2 separate regions of the Mus musculus genome follow, and region 1 is linked to region 2. Evidence: chromatin contacts called from ENCODE Hi-C or POLR2A ChIA-PET data. All regions are on one chromosome and are shown on one strand. Each heading gives the region's core, a stretch centred on a gene start or an enhancer-like site at or near the end of the contact. The rest is flanking DNA. Distances are from core to core; before and after follow the strand shown.

Evidence for each region. A loop is a pair of places that touch in the nucleus more often than their neighbours do. ChIA-PET counts read pairs that join two places held with the same protein, here RNA polymerase II (POLR2A).
Region 1: a loop to region 2 is called in a map of heart, with 3 times the contacts of the local background. The contact joins the promoter of 1700030C12Rik here to the promoter of Commd1 in region 2. A Hi-C loop is called at or near these places in 9 of 37 maps with a recorded cell type or tissue (gastrocnemius, heart, left cerebral cortex and 2 more). POLR2A ChIA-PET finds 5 or more read pairs at or near these places in 2 of 5 experiments (Patski and embryonic stem cell).

What each region holds. Positions count from the first base shown.
Region 1 is chr11:23,496,322-23,500,176 of GRCm38, reverse strand. It overlaps 1700030C12Rik (RIKEN cDNA 1700030C12 gene), which reads right to left and starts at 2,416. Exons shown (of 3, transcript NR_166706.1): 1 at 2,266-2,416; 2 at 1,592-1,715; 3 at 514-791. Ahsa2 (AHA1, activator of heat shock protein ATPase 2) reads left to right here and starts at 2,138. Exons shown (of 9, transcript NM_172391.4): 1 at 2,138-2,402; 2 at 3,296-3,486. The coding sequence starts at 2,323.
Region 2 is chr11:22,980,359-22,984,201 of GRCm38, reverse strand. Commd1 (COMM domain containing 1) reads left to right here and starts at 1,918. Exons shown (of 3, transcript NM_144514.2): 1 at 1,918-2,123. The coding sequence starts at 1,947.

The DNA.
Region 1 (3,855 bases), core at 1,167-3,666, 520 kb before region 2:
GAGGCTGGACCCTGACAAAGACTCAAGACCAATGAAGCACCCTGTCCATTGAGTCCTATACTCTCTCCAAACATCACGTGTCCCCTCAGGCGTCTTGCCTGAGTCTGCATCATATGACTGACTTCTTCACATATCAAACTTGCTTTTTCACTAGAATGTAGTGATTTTTCACACATGATAAAGATTATATACACGATGTACGTAGAAGCCGTCTTATTCCTGGGGTCCACATGATGGAAGCAGAGAACTGACTCTGGGACGCTGTCCTCTGTCCTCCACACCTCAACTGTGGACTGTGGATGAGTGTGAACAAACTCACAATAATAGACGAAACAAAGAATCTAAAAGCGCCTGGCGTGGTGGCGCACGCCTTTAATCCCAGCACTCAGGAGGCAGAGGCAGGCAGATTTCTGAGTTTGAGGCCGGCTTGGTCTACAGAGTGAGTTCCAGGTCAGCCAGGACTACACAGAGAAACCCTGTCTTGAAAAACCAAAAAAAAAAAAAAACTAAAAGCACAATTATCAAGCCCATGTTTTGGAGAAGGACACAAATTCAGTCTGTTTACACCAAACAATTACAGTTTAAGGGTACACCCCTCTGCCTCCCACCAGCACCCAGTGAGCCTCGTGTGACTCCACTTTTCATGTCCTGAAATCATGGCTTCCTTCCCACTGCAGCCCACTGTCCAGGTCATCTCTCTTCCATCTGTGGCTGGACTTCTTCCCCTTTGATCAGCTGTCTTCAGACTCACTGCCAGGCAAGGATTTTCTTTTTCCATTGTTTTATCATTTCTTGAAAATTAAAGAAAGCTTCAATTAACTTTGGACATCTGAAATTGCTTAAATGTCTCAATTATTGTTATGGTCTATAAATGCCCCCCCCAGGGGGTGTGGGAACACCATGGTTTTGTTCACTAGCTATTGACCCAGTACTTTTTCTAGGACAGTTTCTTTCGGGGCCACCTTCCCCACTCTTTTACTTTTTCCATTGTTTCTTTCCCATTTTTGCAATGTCTTATTGGAGGTCATTTTTAAATCGCAGATCTGAAGAGTGCTTCAGGGTCCATTGGTCTCCTAGACTCACAATCGAGTTACATTCCAGTAAATTTATTTCTACTGGGAGTAGTTCTTGTATATTTTGGTATTTATACATTTTAGTGATTGTAGCAGCTTCTACCCTCAGAAGTCTTATTTTCTGTCAGGTTCAAATGAACATATCTAAATCTTATCATGAAATGTTTTATCAGGAGCAAACAGAAGAACTGGATGAAAAGTAGGCACACAAAGTACACGCCAATCATCGCTAGAGTCTTGCCTTCTGTCAGCTGTGCCTTTGGTATGATCAGTTGAACTAACAATGCCGTTTGATTTGGGGGGGGGGGTCACAGCATTGCTTCAGCAGTTTGAATGATGTAACTTCTCGAAGAACACATCGAAATGCAATAGCTCCAATAAACACCATAGCCCTTTCAGCTTGTTTTGCTGATAAGCAGACCACTGAATGGCAAGTGCACAGAGCAGCCAGGTCCTTCCCCATCTCCCATTGAACTACCTATTTTATTTGTTAAAATAATCTCCTAAGAAACACTTTCCAGATGGTGGCTTCAGTTTTTGCTAGAAGGTGAAAAACGATGGAAAGAATTAATAAACCCTTATTGTAACTGTATCCACAATCCCAGGCACTTGCAAGCACGATCTTTTGTCTCTAGAGGATCACTGCATGGAAAAAAAAAAAGCATTCTTTCAGTAAACCCTCGCGGGCCTCTGCTTAGGGACCTGCGCAGCTCCCATCCCAAGGGCCTCAGAAAATGGACAACCCGCTCTGGTACGAGCCCTGGGCGGAGTCTCGGTCGTTCGTAGAAAGCCCTGGCCAGAAGCCTCGCTGGGCAGCAGGAGCCAGCGGCAAGAACAAGGCGAACCAGGGGTTACAAAGCGGAGGGCTAGGGCCAGGGCGGAGCCTTAGGACCGGGGGGCGGGGCGAAGTCGGGGAGGAGCCTAGCAGAAGACAGCGCCAGGAGGCATAGGGCGGGGTCTTAGGGCAGAGAGGCGGGGCGAAGTCGGGGGTGGGGTGGGGGAGAAGCCTGCAGAGGGCGGCGCCCAGAGGTGTGGCATATTGGGGGCGTAACCGGGCTTGGGGCAGAGTCGATGTGGGGTGGAGCTGGCTGCGGGGAGCGGACAGCGGGGGGCGGGGCAGGCTGTGGCCGGGGCGGCCCGGGGCGGGGACTTCTGGCACTTTCTGGGAGCTGCGGGCGATCGGCTCACAGACCTTCTGGCCGGAAACCCGCGCGCTCCCGCTACCAGGGCCGTCGTCGTCAGCGCCGCCATGGCCAAGTGGGGCCAGGGGGACCCGCGCTGGATCGTGGAGGAGCGGGAGGACGGGACCAACGTGAACAACTGGCACTGGTGCGGTGGGCCCCGGGCGCGAGCAGGCGGGCGGGCTCCTGGGAGGGCCGCGCGGCGCCGCAGCACGGCTGCCCGTGGCGGGAGACGGTTCCTAACTGCGCTGGTCCTACGGCTTCAGGCTCCTCCTGAAGTTGGGCGAGCTCCAGAAGGGACTTCTGTCTCACCCTACCGGACAGCTGTGCCTCGGTCGCCCCTCACCCAGCCATCCTCGGCCTTGAGATGCGTAGTGCGCGTGCGTGCGCCGACGGTGCTGTGTCCGTGTGCAGTAGGAAGGCAGGGACTTGGATCTCACTTTCTTTGCTTTGTCTCAGTTTGCACTAGTTATCTGCCCCCCTTTGTGTCTCAGGAATACCGGGAGATGTCTGCCTCTTTGGCGGGCATTGGGGAAAGCTGAGGGAAGCAGAGCCCAGACTGCACCATAAGATGACTTAGCTGTCCTGAAAGAATTATGTTCTAGGCTGGATTCTATGATTAGGACACTGACGTCTCAGGCTGCTCTTTGTCCCCTTAGATGAGAACATTAGAGAGAATGCATAAGATAAATATGGAAATGCCAGATAACTGATATTGTGGTTAAGGCTATTTAAATGACTACCACCGTTACAGGTGGCCGCAGCTTAGCCAATCCATTTCCTGGGGTGGAGATTGCTGGACCCTTTTCCCCGGGGCCATTGTTTTTAAGATTACCCATTATTATATGGTGAATAATAGTGTCTTAAGAAACTGAGCAACAGGCTTAGAAGATACCTAGTAGAAACCTCGTCAGAGAAGCACATTTGCGAGTTGGAGGCTGCTTGAATACCAGGACTCACCTGGTCTGGGTTTGGATGGCATCCTGGCTGCTCAGATGGAGACCAGCTGGGCCATTCACCTGTCTTTCTATTCTCTGGCAGGACAGAGCGGGATGCCACCATTTGGTCCAAGGGGAAGCTCCGAGAGCTCCTGGTTGGCATTGCTATGGAGAATGAGGCTGGCCGATGTGAGATCAGTGAGTTGAAACAGGTGGAAGGTGAGGCTTCATGTAACAGCCGCAAAGGGAAGCTTATTTTCTTCTATGAGTGGAACATCAAGCTGGCCTGGAAAGGTAATGGGGGTCCTGGCAAGAGGCAGGTTGGGGACACCCTGTGTACAGTCTTAACGTTTAGTAGCAGTAGCTGATGTTCGGATGTGCTTGGTGTTGCTATGTTCTGAAAGCTGCACTTCACTACTCTAGATGCCTGAGGGGCAGTTCTTTCTCAGTTAAGCCCTTTTACCAGCATCTGTGACTAGGGCCTTAATGCAGCTGCCACCTGCCACCCTTCCTCCACAGATGCCTGCTTCCCTTAAAAATGTTTAATTATTTCAAAACTTAAAAAATTATTTCTGTGTGTGTGCGCACATACTTGGGTGTCGTAGCACGTGTAGAAGGCAGAGTTGGTTGGTAGCAAGTGCTTTTGCCTCTTGCTAGCTTATC
Region 2 (3,843 bases), core at 669-3,168:
GACACAGGAGAGGGGATGTTTTACATAAACAAACACATGAAAAGACACACGATAAAAGATTATTTACTAACAATACACATACATTGGTCTGCCTTATATTATATAGTTGAGCTACATTTGTCGGAATGCCATAGAGAGAAAGGTACCAAAAAACTTTTAGTGGTGTACTATAGTTTGTGAGCTGATTGGGTGTGTGTGCTGAGGCAAGAGCTGTGCTCTAGGTGAGACACATGGAGGACACGTGATGTTTGGAGGGCATAAACAGGACTCCAGAGACAGAGCCTGACTTGCTGATGCAGCTAGCTATACAGAACAACCTCTCCCCAAACCTCAAATCCACATCTTTTATGGAGCCACAGTTCCAAACACATCTCCTTAAAAAAAGATGGAGGCATTTGGCTGCCTTGCATGCCTCCTCACCAGTGACATAGCTGTGCTTAAACACACTGCAGTTCATAGTCTATTATACCATTTTCCTTTATTTTAATTTTTTTTTTTTTTTTTTTTGGTTTTTCAAGACAAGGTTTCTCTGTGTAATCCAGGCTGGCCTCACACTCAGAGAATGCCTCTGCCTCCCAAGTTCAGGGATTAAAACCCAGTATGCTATTTTTATTTATTTATTTTGGTCTTTTTGAGACAGGGTTTCTCTGTATAGCCCTGGCTGTCCTGGAACTCACCTTGTAGACCAGGCTGGCCTCGAACTCAGAAAACTGCCTGCCTCTGCCTCCTGAGTGCAGGGATTAAAGGTGTGTGCCACTATGCCCGGGTTTTTATTTTAAATTACAATTAGCTTATACTAATTTTTCCAATTGGGAGCTAATTTACATATTGCAAAACTGTCTTTTAGTGTATACAATTCACTGTGCTTTGGTAAAGGACAAAGCCGTGTAGTTATCACCAGTGGCTGCTCATAGGCATTTTCATCATCTGAAAACAGACTTTGTACCCATTATGTCATTTCCTATTCTTCCCTCCTTCAGTCCTTGACAACTGGATTTTTGTATGGATTTGCTTAATTTAGCAGTAAATAAGATTGTCCAGTTGTCTTTCATGTCTGGCTTCATTCGTTTCACGCATTTTTTTTCTTTTTTTCTTTTTAATTATGTAGGCCTGTCTGTGCACATGAGTACATTGCTGGTGGAAGCTTTCAATTTCTGAGGTTGGAGTTACAGGAGGTTGTAAGTCGCCTAAAGCGAGTGCTGGAAACTGAACTTTGGTCCGCTACAGGAATAGTATACATTCTTAACCATTGAATCTGTCCAGCCCTCATTTAGCACATTTTAAAGGTTCACCTATATTATAGTATCATGCTACACGCTTATTATAGCTGAATATAAGTAAGGGTTTTTTTTTGGGTAATTATGTAGATAAGTATTTACTAATGCGATTCCACTTTAAGAATGAAAATAAGGCTTTGAAAAATAGTGGTTATAGAAATGGAGACCAGACTACTGATAATGGCTAGAAAGACAACGTACGGGTATACACAAAGGAATTAATGCAAGCAAAGAGATCATGTCCTCATGAAGTAGCTACATTTGGGGGGCGTGGGGAAAAGATTATAGAGCTTAGAACTGAGTAGTAGGCACTGCTCATTTAATTGCAAGCTGTAGAATGAGATACAGCCATCGAAGAATTAAGGTGGCATTCTTACGGAGTTACAGTTAGGTATCTCCAGCCAGCGATCGTTCCTTTGAGTGCGCATTTGCACATCGGAGTGAAGAAGGAAACAACAAAAACACAGTGACTCTAAAGGAAACTGAGTGGATTTGGCTGTGGTGGAAGTAGTGGATGTGTGTGGCAGAGCAAACGAGAGAACTGTTTATATCGACTAGTGGAGGAACCCGGCATCGCGTTCCGTGGCTGCCTTTGCCAGCTTTTATGGCCCTTCTCGGCCCCCGTAGCGGACCGGAGCTCAGCCGCTGGGCGGCAGGCCCTCCTTAGCCATGGCGGGCGATCTGGAGGGTGGCAAGTCCCTGAGCGGGCTGCTGAGCGGCCTAGCGCAGAACGCCTTTCACGGACACTCGGGTGTCACGGAGGAGCTGCTGCACAGCCAACTCTATCCGGAAGTGCCACCGGAGGAGTTCCGCCCCTTCCTGGCGAAGATGAGAGGACTTCTCAAGGTACGGTGGTTCCGCCGAGCAGCCCTGCCCTCCTCGCAGCCTCAGGCCCGCCCCCAGCCTCGGGTGCTGCTGTCTTTGGGCGCTCAGCGACCCTCCTGAGCCGTGGAGGTCGCTCTGTTGCGCCCTTGTTTTAGGGACACATAACGGTGAAAACATTGATTTTTTTTTCTCTCCCTCAAGACTTTCTGTGTCTGTAGTATAGATAAGTTTCGAGTTTTTTTCGCCTCGGACTTTGATGTTGCACCGGGCGTTGTAGTGCACTCCTTTAATCTGTGCACTTGGAGAGGCAGAGGCTGGCAGAGAGTTGTGTGAGTTCGAGGCCAGCCTGTTGCACAGAGTTCCAGGGCAGTCAGGGCAATGTGGTGAGACCCTTGTTTAAAGAGAGCGAGAGCGTGCTTGCCAGCTTTCCTGGGTTGTGGAAGTTGGGGAGCGTTAGCATGAGGTGGTTGGTGAGATAAAGGATTGATTAACTGGAGTAAACACCATTAAAGCAGTCGACTCTATGATTTCCAAATGGAACGAAGTATACATCAGACTGTCTCATGAAAACTATTAGAGGGCAACATAACAGGTGAAATTAACTAAAAAGATTTATTTTTATTTTATGTGTATGGGTGCGGTGCCTGCATGTGCACTGGTGGTTGGAACGGTTATAGGCCACCACATGGGTGCTGGAAACCCGGGTCTTCCTCAAGAGCATTATTAGGGCTCTTCTAAGCAGTCTCTCCAGTCCCCCATTCCACCTGGGGTTTGAGATAGGATCTCTTGTAGCCCAGACTAGCCTTGAACTCACGTGTAGTTGATCCACCTTCCACTTCCCAAGTGTTAGAATTTCAAGCAGCTACCACCATCTCCTGCTGTGACCTCTGTGTGTGTGGGTGGCATGGGGTGGGGTACCTTGCACTATCTCACTCTGTGTGGGGGGTGGCGTGTGGGGGGATACCTTGCACTATCACTCTCTACCTATCTTTCCAGACAGAGTCTCTCTCTCACTGTACCTGGAATCCAGTCTCACTGACTGGCTAGAGCAGCCAAGAACTCAAGAGATCTGCTTGTATTTGCTCTCCCAGAGCTTGGGTTACAGAAATAGGGGACCATGCCCAGCCTTTTCATGGGTGCTGGAGAATCAGAACCAGGCCCTAATTGAGCTATCTGCCCAGCTGGCAGCTGGTTCCTGTGACTTTTTTTTTTTTTTCCCCTTGGGTAAGCTGTTATAACTAAAGTGTATTCAAGGTATCTATCATTTATGTAATTACTATTCAATGTATTGTTTTCACAAAGTCTTTATTTTCTGTGTATTGAAGTTTTGCCTGCATGTGTATCTCTGAATGTGTTGGAACTTCTGATGCTGGCGTTACAGACAGTGGTGATCTGTCATGGGGATGCTGGGAATTGAATCTGAATTCTCTGAAAGAATGGCCAGTACACTTAACTGCTGAGCCATCTCTCCAGCTCCTTCACAAAGTCTTTAAAATATGATGTGCATTTTACATTTAAAACATTTTAGTTGCAACTAGCCACATTCGAAATGGTTAAAGTGGCCATATGTGGCTAATGACCACTGTATTAATTCTGATTACAAGCCATGTGGCAGCTTACTCTAGTCTGTCACTCCAGTTCTAGATCTAGCACCTTCTGGTCTTCATGGCCTCAGCTACTCATACAGTGCACTTATATATATGCAGGCAGGCCACTCATACACATAAAATAAAAATCAATA